Linked DNA regions of Homo sapiens: region 1 is linked to region 2. A link is a contact called in ENCODE Hi-C or POLR2A ChIA-PET data. All regions are on one chromosome and are shown on one strand. The core of a region is the stretch at or near the end of the contact, and the rest is flanking DNA. Distances in the headings are between cores, read along the strand shown. Region 1 has its middle 28 kb from the start of TSPAN8. Region 2 overlaps TSPAN8 (tetraspanin 8).

What was found. A loop is a pair of places that touch in the nucleus more often than their neighbours do. ChIA-PET counts read pairs that join two places held with the same protein, here RNA polymerase II (POLR2A).
Region 1: a loop to region 2 is called in a map of HepG2, with 2.6 times the contacts of the local background. The contact joins two enhancer-like sites. A Hi-C loop is called at or near these places in 2 of 168 maps with a recorded cell type or tissue (A673 and HepG2). POLR2A ChIA-PET finds 5 or more read pairs at or near these places in 1 of 52 experiments (Panc1).

What each region holds. Positions count from the first base shown.
Region 1 is chr12:71,183,497-71,189,494 of GRCh38, reverse strand. No RefSeq gene overlaps it. Among named protein-coding and RNA genes, the nearest start is that of TSPAN8, 28 kb to the right of the region's middle. Within about 2 kb of position 2,439, at least 2 of the 41 ENCODE cell types and tissues checked have a DNase peak (open chromatin) inside an H3K27ac peak, as active enhancers do; they include A673, where a contact is called at or near this core.
Region 2 is chr12:71,125,914-71,132,310 of GRCh38, reverse strand. TSPAN8 (tetraspanin 8) reads left to right here. Exons shown (of 9, transcript NM_004616.3): 8 at 2,897-2,980. Among named protein-coding and RNA genes, the nearest start is that of TSPAN8, 29 kb to the left of the region's middle. Within about 2 kb of position 3,895, at least 2 of the 41 ENCODE cell types and tissues checked have a DNase peak (open chromatin) inside an H3K27ac peak, as active enhancers do; they include A673, where a contact is called at or near this core.

The DNA.
Region 1 (5,998 bases), core at 1,190-3,689, 59 kb before region 2:
AAGGCCTTTTATCATTATGTAATGTCCCTCTTTGTCTGTTTGAACTGCTATTGCTTTAAAGTTTGATTTTTCTGACATAAGAATAGCTACTCCGGAGTGCTTGCTTCTGGTGTCCATTTGCATGGAATCTCCTTTTCTACCCCTTTACCTTCAGTTTATGTGAATCCTTATGTTAGGTGAGTCTCTTGAATGCAGCAGATACTTGTTGGATGAATTCTTACCCATTCTGCAATTCTGTATCTTTTAAGTGGAGCATTAACGCCACTTACCTTCCACATTAGTATTGAGATGTGAAGTACTATTCCATTCATGCATATGATTTTTTGCCTGTATGACTGTTTTTAAAATTACATTTTTGTTTTATAGGTTCTGTGAGATTTATTCTTTAAAGAGGTTTTGTTTTGAAGTGTTTCCAGGATTTGTTTCAAGATTTAGAACTCCTTTTTAGCAGTGCTTATTGTGCTGGGTTGGTAGTGGCAAATTCTCTCAGCATTTGTTTAAAGGAAAGAAGACTGTATCTTTCCTTCATTTATGGAGCTTATTTCCCTGGATACAGAATTCTTGGCTGATAATTGTTTTGTTTAAAGAGGCTGAAGATAGACCCCCCTCAATCCCCTCTTGATTGTAGGGTTTCTGCTGAGAAATCTGCTGTTAATCTGGTAAGTTTTCCTTTTAGGTTACCTGGTAGTTTTGCCTCACAGCTCTTGAGATTCTTTCCTTCATCTTGACTTTAGATATAACCTGAAGACAATGTGCCTAGGTGATGGTCTTTTTGTGATGGATTTCCTGGGTGTTCTTTGAGCTTCTTGTATTTGGATGTCTAGGTTGCTAGCAAGGCTAGGGAAGTTTTCCTTGATTATTCCCCCAAATATGTTTTCCAAGCTTTCGGATTTCTCTTCTTCCTCAGAAACACCAATTATTCTTAGGTTTGGTCATTTAACATAATCCCAAACTTCTTGGAGGCTTTGTTCATTTTTTTTTAAATTATTTTTTCTTTGTCTTTGTTGGATTAGGTCAATTCAAAAGCCTTGTTTTCGAGCTGTGAAGTTCTTTCCTCTTCTTGTTCGATTCTATTGCTGAGACTTTCCAGTACATTTTGCATTTCTCTAAGTGTGTTCCTTATTTCCTGAAGTTATGATTTTTTTAATTTATGCTATCTGTTTCACTGAAGATTTCGTCTCTCATATCTTGTATCTTTTTTTTTTTATTTCCTTAAATTGGACTTTACCTTTCTCTGGTGTCTCCTTGATTAGCTTAATAATCGACCTTCTGAATTCTTTTTTAGGTAAATCAGGGATGTCTTCTTAGTTTGGATCCATTGCTCTTGAGCTAGTGTGATTTTTGGGGGGTGTTAAATAACCTTGTTTTATCATATCACCAGAATTGTTTTTCTGGTTCCTTCTTATTTGTGTAGGCTATGTCAGAGGGAAGATCTGGGGCTCAAGGCTGCTATTCAGATTCTTTTGTCTCATTTGTATCCCCCCAATGTAGTATTCTTCCCTTTTTCCTAGGGGTGTGGCTTCCTGAGAGCTATACTGTAGTGATTGTTATTTCTGTTCTGAATCTGGCCACCCAGCAGGGCTACCAGGCTCTGGGCTGGCACTGGTGGCTGTCTGCAGAGTCCTATGATGTGAACCATCTTCAGGTCTCTCAGCCATGTGTATCAGCTTCTGCTCCAGTGGAGGTGGCAGGGGAGTGAAGTAGACTCTGTGAGGTCCTTAGTTTTGGTTGTTTAATACACTATTTTTGTGCTGGTCGTCCTCTACCAGGAGGTGGGGCTTTTAAGAGAGCATCAGCTGTGGTAGTATAGGGGGGATCAGGCAGTGCGTGGGGCCCTAGAACTCCCAAGAGACTATGCTCTTTGTCCTCAGCCCTTTGTCCCGGGTGGGTGGGGAAGGATCATCAGGTGGGGGCAGTGCTAGGTGTGTCTGAGCTCAGATTCTTCTTGGGTGGGGCTTGCTGTGGCTGCTGTGGGAGATGGGGGTGTGGTTTCCAGGTTCAATGAAGTTATGTTTCCAGGAGGATTATGGCTGCCTCTGTTGTGTCATGTAGGTTGTGAGGGAAGTTAAGGAAAGCTGGCAGTTACAGGCCTCATCCAGCTCCCACACAGCCAAAAAGGCTATTTTCAATCCCACTGTGCCCCCCACAACAGCACCAAGTTTGTTTCCAGGCAGTGGGTGAGCAGGGCTGAGAACTTGCCCCAGGCTACCCGCCTACCAGCTGAGAAAGCAAGCAGAACTTCTGTGCCTCCTGGCCTGTTGAGTCTGTACACTGGATTCATGCCCTCCCTCAAGTTCTGGCCAGGAGACTTCGTATTCAGTTGGAATTGTTACAAAGTTCAGCTGAAGGTTTCCTTCTCCCTGTGGTCTTTTCCCAGTTCCTCTGGCAGCCCTGCCCAAGTACTCACGTGAGACAAATCAGAAATGGTTTCCCTGGGGACCTGGAGAGCCCACAGGGCTTCTCCTGCTGCTTTCTCTACCCCGTATTTCACTTGGCTCTCTAAATTGACTCAGCTCCAGGTAAGGTCAAATCCTTCTCCTGTGATCTATACCTCCAGGTTCCCCAGTAAGAGTGTGTGTTCAGGTGCGGATGATCCCCCTTTCTCACTGTCACAGCTTGGGCACTCACAGAATTTGGGCTGTCTCCCAGGTCCTGCAGGAGCAATCCACTTCCTTCAGAGGGCCTGTGGGTTTTCTTGGCTTCCCTGATATATTTCTGCAGTAGTTCTGGAGCAAGTTCATGATGCAAGTCCCCACATACTGCTCTGTCTGAGCAGGAGCTGCAAGTTAGTCCTGCCTCCTATCTGCCATCTTCTCTCTCCTGAATATATCAAAATTGATTAAATAGTTAAATGTAAGACCTGAAACTGTAAAACACTAAGAATAAAACATAAGGATAAAGCTTCTTGTCATTGTTCTGAGCAATGATGCTTTGTATGTGACAGCAAAAGCACAGGCAAAAAAAAAAAGCAAAAACAGACAAATGAAACTGCATCAGACTGAAAAGTTTCTGCACAGAAAAGGAAAAAAATCAACCTATGGAATGGGAGAAAATATTTCCAAACTGTACACCTAATGAAGGATTAATATCCAAAGTACATGAGGAACTCAAATAACTCAAGAGCAAAAAATACATAATCTAATTAAAAAGTGGGCTGGGCATAGCAGCTCAGGCCTGTAATCCCAGCACTTTGGGAGGCCAAGGTGGGAGGATCGCTTGAGTCCAGGAGTTCAAGACCAGCCTGGGCAACATAACAAGATCTTTTCTATTAAAAAAAAAAAAATTAGCCAGGTGTGGTGTGGTGGCACGTACTTGTAATCCCAGCTACATGGGAGGCTGAGGCAGGAGGATCCCTTGAGCCAGGAGTTTGAGGCTGCAGTAAGCTATGATCACACCACTGCACTCCAGCCTGGGAAATAGAGTGAGACCTTGTCTCAAAAAAAAACTAAAAGTGGGGAAAGAATCTGAAAAGATATTTTTCCAAAGAAGACATGCAAATGGCCAATAGATATATGAAAAAGTGCTCAATATAATTAATCATCAGGAAAACATATCAAAACCACAATGAGTTATCATCTTACTACTGTTAGAATGGCTATTATTAAAAGGACAAAAATCAGTTTTGGTGAAGGTGTGAAGAAAAGAGAACCCTTTTATACATTGGTGGGAATGATTAGTACAGCCAGTATGAAAAATAGTATGGAAGTTCCTCAAAATTTGAAAAATAGATCCAGCAATCCCACTTCTGGGTATATATCCAGAGCAAAGGAAATCAATATGTCAAAGAGTTTTTTGAACTTCCATGTTCATTGCTGCATTAGTCACAATAATCAAGATATGAAAACAACCTAAGTGTCTGTTGCTGGATGAATGAATAAAGAAAATGTGAGATTATATCTATGGAACTTTATTTAGTGGAATATCATTCAGCCTTTAAAAAAGGAAATTCTGTCATTTGAGATAGCATGAATAAACCTGGAGGATATAATGCTAAGTGAAATAAGCCAGACACAGAAAGACACTGCAGGATCTTACTTATATGTGGAATCTTAAAAAGTTGAACCCATAGAAGCAGAGTAGAATTGTGATTTCCAGGGACAGGTGGGTGAGCAGGTAAAATAGGGAGATGTCAAAGGGTACGAAGATTTAGTTATGCAGGATAAATATATTCTGAAGATCTACTGTATAGCATGATGACTATAGTTAATAATACTACTGTATTGCATACTTGAAATTTGCTAAGAAAATTGATCTTAAGTATTGTTACCACACATAAAAATTATAACTATGTGAAAAGGGAGATGTGTTAATTTGCTTGATTGTGGTAATCATTTGACAATGTATACATATATCAAAACATCATGTTGTACATCTTAAATACATACAATTTTTATTTGTTAAATACACTTCAATAAAGCTGAAATAAAATCTAAGGCCGCTCTATTTTATGTGACTTTACTTATGTTTTAAATATTCATACAAGTGTTCTGAAACTTCTCAGGATCTGCCTTGATGTGGGTACATTTTTATCTGTTGTTCTGGGCAATCAGTGTATGCTTTCAATGTAGGAATTGTTCTTGGATTTGTTCTTTAATGCTTTCCTTTTCTCCATTTTCTCTATTTATTCTTTCTGAAACTTCTACTATTTGAATATTGGACACCTTTGATTCTCTAATTTTCTTTTCTTTTTTTTTTCTTTTCTCTTTTCTTTTCTTTCTCCCTCTATCACTCTCTTTTGTGTGTGTGTGTGTGTGTGTGTGTGAAACAGGGTTTCATTCTGTGATCTCACTCTGTGGCCCAGGCTGGTGCTGGTGCACTTCAGCTTTGACCTCCTGGGCTCACGCAATCCTCCTTCCTCAGCCTCCTGAGTAGACGTAGCTGGGGCTACAGGCATGCATCACCATGCCTGGATAATTTTTTTTTTTAATTTTGTAGAAACAGGGTCTTACTATGTTGCTCAGGCTGGTCTTGAACTCTTAGGCTTGAGTGATGCCCCCACTTTGGTGTCCTAAAGTGCAGGAATTATAGGCATGAGCCACCACACTCATCCTCTTTTCTCTATTTTTGATCTCTGTCTTTTGCCCTACTTTATAGGAGAGGTCCCCCATATCTTCAAACCCCTTTTCTGAGATTTTTATTACTACAAATATATTTTTATTTTTCCAAGAGCTCTTTGTTATTCTTGATTATTCCCTTTATTTACTTATAATATTCTGCTTCTATTTCAGATGTAATCAACCTTATCTCTGACTATGTTAATGGTAGTTTTTTGTAGTTTTCACCTCCCTGCATGGATGATTATTTGCTGCTTGTTTTGTTTTCTGCCTTGCATGTTAGATGTTTTCTTTAGTTGTCTGGTGATCTGTGACTATCTGTTTATGTTTCAGGTTGTAACACTGTAAAGCTGATGGAAAGCTCTGTAAGAGTGGGTGAGTTCTGGCTTGTGAACTATGGGCTTGATTTTTGTGGTCAGGTTTTGGCTGTTTCAGCTGTTTTTTGGGGAATCCCAGATATCAGTATTTTTAGGTCTTTTTTCCTTAGGCTGATCAGAATCACTGGTGAAGACTCTTTTAGTCTCCTGCCTGGAAGCTGTAATTCTGGATACCACTTTCTGGGACAGAGATAGGAAGAGGGCTGAAGGTTTCAACATTGAGTATGAAAATTTCCTTTAAAACTCACTGAATTCAGTATGATACACAACCAAGGACTGTGTCTTCTCACGTAATTATTTTTTTTTCATTTTCTGCTGACTATAAATCTCTAGTTTTCCATAAAGTGGAAGCCTGTCTACTGGAGAAGAGAGGCCATTTGGAGTCTGAGTGCTTTTTAAATAAACTTTCAAATAATCCTTCTGTTTTTAATCCTGTCTTCCATCAAAATCCCAGTGGCATCAACATCTGGTGCCATTATTTCCAGAAGAGTTGGGTGGGAGATCTGGGGTGCAAATTGGTTGCTTAGCTTTCCTCATTGTTGGTTGAGAATACAACTTTCTTCACTT
Region 2 (6,397 bases), core at 2,646-5,145:
TTTTCTAATCAAATTTCCTTTTCTCAAGAAATGAGGTTTCTTCTTTCCCAAAATTTAAAGAAAGGACTCCAAGTCCTTCCCAAATACATTTAAGGGTTTAGGTTCTCTATGTTACTGACAGCTACCAATTTACCTAGTTATTGCTGCAATTGAGAAGTTACCTTGAACATTTAATGTCAATTGAAAAAGATAGGTTAATCTTTTATGTGTTGTAGATGTCATATTTATGTGACTTGTGAATGTCAATACATGGATGTCCTAGTTCTTCTTATTGATCAGTTCATCAAATACTTACTGACCACCTCCTATGCGCCAAGCTTTCTACCAGTCACCGGGAATTCATTCCTGAACAGAGCACAATGTCTGCGCTCATGGAGCTGATGCTCAAGTAAGGAAGAGAGAAAGATAGTTAGGCAACTTCAATCCAATGGTCTACTAGTATCTCTTGGATAGAGATGGGTGCAAGGTGTTATGGGACCCCATCTCACTTAGTCTGTGGGGTTCAGGATATGGCTTCATGAAGAACATGACATCTGTCCCTTCATAAGTTGTTCGTTCTGCTTAGAAGAAATGTGTACAAAAATTACAATTGATATTAGTATTTCATTTATTTACTGTTATTCTTCAGTGCCTACTACATGTCAGACAGACCCTTGCTAGGATCAGACATGCTTCTGGATCCTCTAGGAGATTACAATCTAGTTGAGAGGCAGATACATTAAAAACCACTATAAATCACAATGAATTAATATTAATATCTATAATACCCGAAGATTCTTTTCAATCTAGAAATGTTTTGGTTTAGTAACTGCTACTGAAAATAATTTATAAAAGGAAATAGAAAGTATCTCAGGGGAAACTACCCTTTCCTTGACTACTGATCTTTTTCACTGATCTTATCAAAATTAAAGAGGCTCTGCCCTGAAGGGGAATTGCTGTCATTAATACTTAAAGTATGTCGCTAAGATTTAAAGTAACTCAATAAATAATCTACCAGACTACAGGTTATATTGCGTTTTTCATTGTCAAAGTAATATTACTAAAAAAAGTTTGATTCTTACTTTTTATATTCTCCCTGCTCCCCTCCTCCCTACCTAATGTTAGTGACACAGTATTTACAAGGAAAAGGGGAAATAAATATAGAGTAAATAAAAATAGTTTCCACTTAGGATAATGAGGAAATAAGTAAATTCAATTGCAGATTGCTATTTGTCTCCTGTTCAAATTCAACTGAAAGATGTTTTTCCTCAAGACAGATTCTGAAAAGCCCCTGGAATTATTCTAAAAAAACTATTAGATAGTTTCTGTAAGTTCACACATAATTCAGCTGAATATAGGCTGATAGCTACACCAGTTTCCCAAAAGGAAGGTTGTAAATTCATAAAATACTTCCATCTGCCATGTGTCATTTGCAAGAAGTCTGGTAAAATAAAAAATATGGAATGGCCATAATTCACATTTCTTTTTTTTCCTCTTCCTTTTGCCAAGATACCCTCATTATCTTAGGCAAAGAGGAAGAGAAAAACCCCTGAAACATAATGAATGTGACTCAGTAGATATAATCATTAATCTCATTGTTAACCTAAATGACATAATAATTTCCTTGAATGTTTACCACGTTGGGTTAAATGTGAATGAAGAAACTCAATACATTCAGGAATGAAGGGGAAAGATGACTTAGCCTTCTGGAGAAATTTTATTTTATTTAACAAATAGCAATACTTTGTTAGCCCTTTGCACATATATGACCATCAAAGGGATAATATATTTCAGGGCAGTACAAAAATAACACAATTATACTGTGTAGTCTTTTTCCATTTAAAAAATTCTTCACATAATTTACAATTCTTGAAGTTATTAGGTCTAGTCCAAAATGTTTTAAGCATGAAAATGCATCCTGGATTGTATACATTTCAAAAATGTAGCAGAGAGGCAACTTCCTAATTTCTCTTTTTTATCTAAAGTAATGGCATAGTGGTAGACATAGTAAGTTTTTTCTTTTTAAGATAAAAATAACCCTGATAAATATTAAGGGATTTTGAAAATATGTTGTTTTTTCCGGCAGCAGTGACTTCAAGCCTGTTATCCCAGCATTTTCAGAGGCTGAGGCCGGTGGATTGCTTGAGCCCGGGAGTTCAAGACAAGCCTGGGCAATATGGCAAAACCATGTCTTTACAAAACACAACAAAAATTAGCCAGGCATGGTGGCACATGCCTGCAGTCTCAGCTACTTGGGAGGATTAGGTGGGAGGATCACTTGAGCCCAGGAAGTCAAGGCTGCAGTGAGCCAAGATTGCGCCTCTGCACTCCAGCTTCAGCGCTGGAGGGAGACCCTGTCTCAAAGAAAAAAAAAAAAAAAGAAAGAAAGAAAAAAAGAAAATACCTTGTTTTAAAAATGAAAATTTACAATATTATTATCTAAAATCTCAACCAGAAACCTTTCTGTTTTAGATTACAAACCTAAAAAATCCTTAGTCAAGGTGGTATCAGCTCTAAAATGAATAAAGTTAAGATAAAATTATGATTTATACTTTTATGTTGTAAAATATATAGCTTTATCAGCTATAAAATTTATAGTATAAATTATAAAATCTGTCATTTGAGGATATGTTGGTGAAAAATTATTATTTGTAATTATTAATCCCTAGATTCAACAATTAGGCAGTCAAGCAAAATTTTGTTCCTCAATTGCTTTTCAATGTATAAACAAACCACAACAGTTACAACCTTTTGGAGCAAAGGTGAAGCAGGGAGTGGAAGGAATAACCCAGTTCCTTGTCGTTAAGTGTGTTTCTTGATAGCAATGTAAAAAGTCAACCAGATTAATAAAAATTTTGATTAATATAAGGTCGAATTTTTCTGAGAGGTAACTTTTAATGTTTTTTTTTTTTAACAGACCTGTATTTCTTTCATAAAAGACTTCTTGGCAAAAAATTTGATTATAGTTATTGGAATATCATTTGGACTGGCAGTTATTGAGGTACAGTATAATCTTGTATTATTGACTCTTTTATTCCCTTGCTTGTTCATTAATTTCAAGAAATATTGATGGTGAACAAACAAACAGAAAAAAAAAAACCACAACAACCATAAAAAACGCAGATGCTTTAGAAAAGCACTGGATGCTAAAGGCCCATCATCTCCCTCGATCAGCCTGAGTCTGAGGGGGAGATTCCAGTCTTATGAAGTGAGCAGGGTTGAGATTCTTGCTTCTGAATGACCTCTCTACCGGGAAAAAGATAGAATTAATTTTCACATAGTTCTTAGTGCCAGGTATATTTTTCCCACTGAAAACTAGCACAGGGGTTACAGTTTTCCAAAGTTAGAAGAAAAAGCACCAAACAAAGCAAAATACGACCTTTACAATTTCTTATTTCTCATCTTGATTTTGAAACAGAAAATAAAAACTGAACTCAAGAGTGTGAGGAGCTCTTTCTTTGTTACTTATTACATTCTAGAGAAATCCAAGAAGTTCTAAAAAGTAGAGGTAATTGTCTCTGATTTCCTCAGCTTAAGTACTATTGACTCACTTGGAGAAATTTTCAAGGAAAATTGAGGCTTATGTATTACTTTCATCACTTTAATTATTGATGTTGGAAAAATATCCCACATAGGATTTTTGTCTTGATGAACTTTCTTGGCATGTTTTTTTTTTAAAAAAAAAAAAAACCTGAAAGATACTTTTCACATGGCCTAAAAATCTTTGCCAAGAAAATGAATTAAAACTGCTTCAGAGAAGCATTTTGGAATCATCCCAGATCTTGGGTAATTTTAATATCAAGTAGATCAAATTCACTCACAATCCTATTCCAGGGCATTAGCAAGAATGTGAAGTGTCTCCCTGGTTAATGCCTGTGAGAGCTGGTTAGCTCAGCTGAGTGCCTTGTGCTTCACACTCATGGAATGCTGTGCAAGGTACTCCTTGGGCTTTCTGGTAATTTTCTACCTCTTACTCGTGCCACATCACTGCCAGAAAGAAATTTTAACTGGGAATGAAGCAATTTAGTGTCCTAAGTGGTTATTTAGTTTGCTGGTGGAATTTCCCAGGCAGCTATTAGAGAAAGGTTAGGGACTATTAGCAGCAAATTAAACTGTGGGTTATTACTTTCTTGTAGTCCAGATGAATAGGTATAAATATGAAGCATTCTTTGTTGGTAGGTTATGGCTGTCTTTCTTTAGGTCTGATATATGTTCAGAGTCAAATGGTGCTATGGATTAGGTCTATTTCTCTTGATTCTGCATTTTGTAAGATGTATTTTATTTCTCTGCTTTGTATTCTGGGTTTATGCTAATTTAGAAATAAGGACTAATGGCCATGAAGATGAGTAAGAAATGAATGATTTAAATGAATCAAGAGTGATTTTACATGAATGATTTAAGTGAATGAGAGAGCATGCTTTAAATGAGATATTTAATATAAGAGTTATATTTCATGTTAGACTCAAGTTCTGACAATTGACTATCACTAGCTCAAATCACAGATGCTCCTCAGTTAGCAAAACCAGAAAAAGTAAGGACATACTTGATTGGGGAGGTTGATGAAATCCTTTGTGTCATAGTCAAAGGCATTTTCAAGAATTTAAATACATCTAGTGGAAAATAAGATTACAAAAAGATTAATGTATTTCAGTATTTTATGAAATTGTTATATTCCATGTATTAATTACATGTTTAAATATTTTATTTGTTCTTCTAAAGACATATTCAGAGAAAAATAGCTTAATACAAACATTCTATACAGTAATTTATAGGTATGAAGTTTTTGCGTTACTATCATAAAACAGAACCGTTTTTGAATTCGAGAAGTCAAATTAATTGTGATTTCTAGACTCTCTGCAGATATGGTAAATAGTTGGTTCAAATAATTGTTTGAACTTTTTAAAATTGTTCAGTTCCTCAGTCTATAACCTGCCCTCCCTCTTTTTAAGGGAAACAAATCATTTTATATTCCATCTTCCTTTATTCAAAAAGTAGATTGGAAAAGTCTTCTGACACCCAGTCTATAAATTATGTATCCAAAAACAAAGCATTTTATAGCTCATCTTACAGTCATTAGTACAAGTTTCCTATTGCCCTATGACTTAGGCCTATCTCCCTTCTTTGTTTCCAAAGTTCAAATTCAAAAAAACACAAAGATACAGAAACAGAAAATCTCCTCTAAAAAATACTTTTAAGAAAACAGAAGCAAATGTCTTCCTGCAGAAAATATGTTCAGATTATCTCCACAGAAAAATATCATATAAAAAAAGACCGCCCCATATTTAGACCTTATGTTAGTATGTTTAGGCATAGGTTTTAGTGAGGTGGGCCAATATTTGTTTTCAAAGCTATGTTAAGACTATATACCTAAGGGATTCTTCTCACATTGGATGCTAAAGATTGTGCAGAATACCTTATTCTGCAAGAAAAATTTATCTATAGACATTTTTGGAATTCTCATTACTCTAGCTTAAAACAGCCAGACTATCATACTCTCCTCATTTGACTATAACAACTTACAAGCACAAAAGATGATCAGCACTTTCCTTGCTTTAATTAAAAAAAAAAAAGTGCTACACACTGAGAGCCATCACTTTGTAGGATAAAAGTTATCCCAACAGGAGGTCCTAGAAATAAAGCAGTTAAAAGAAAAATGATAATTTTACATTTTTTTAGACTGCTGCATACCTCTTAGCAAATTTATCATGAGTCTTGGCGTACATTATAAAATGACAAATCTCTTTTAATTATGTGCTTTTTTTTGAACAATCATAAATGTTCTTTTCAGGGACAATGAAATACAAGAAAGTGTGATATTAACTATCTAGTCTGCTGATAAATTGACGGCTTCTATTTCAAGGATGTAGCAGTGAAAGATGATAGTTGTCTTATCCCATTATTTTTTCCCCATTAAAAAAATTCTTTCTTGATACTTGTCCCACAGACTTAAGGCTCAGGATCAAGACAAAAAGACTAAATTTCAGTCTTCAATTGTAGCACATTTTGAATGGAAATTATTACTTTTGCAGAGAATTGGTGTCAACCTTTTTAAGAAGGAAGAAAGATTGGTTAGCAGTTCTCATTTGAATTACATTTCCAGGAAAGTGTTAGTAAGCAGAAAGTCTCAACACAGTAGAAGCATTTAAGTTGACTCAGCATAAATGTCACTTTGCCTTCCTCCATCCTCCCTTCAAAAGGGGCTGGTGGGGGAGGAAACTTTCTATTGGTAATGCACACAGGTCCTGTCTATCATTTCTACGTCAAAGATACAGCATGCAAGTCACCAACTGTAGAGCCAATTAGAGCAAATTTTGGGGTCCCTCATTCTTGGGAGAGCTACTTGAGATGGAAATTATGCCCCAGATTTTCAGCTGTGCTTTTTCACTTCAAAAGAAATTCCTGAATTAAGCTGTTCCCC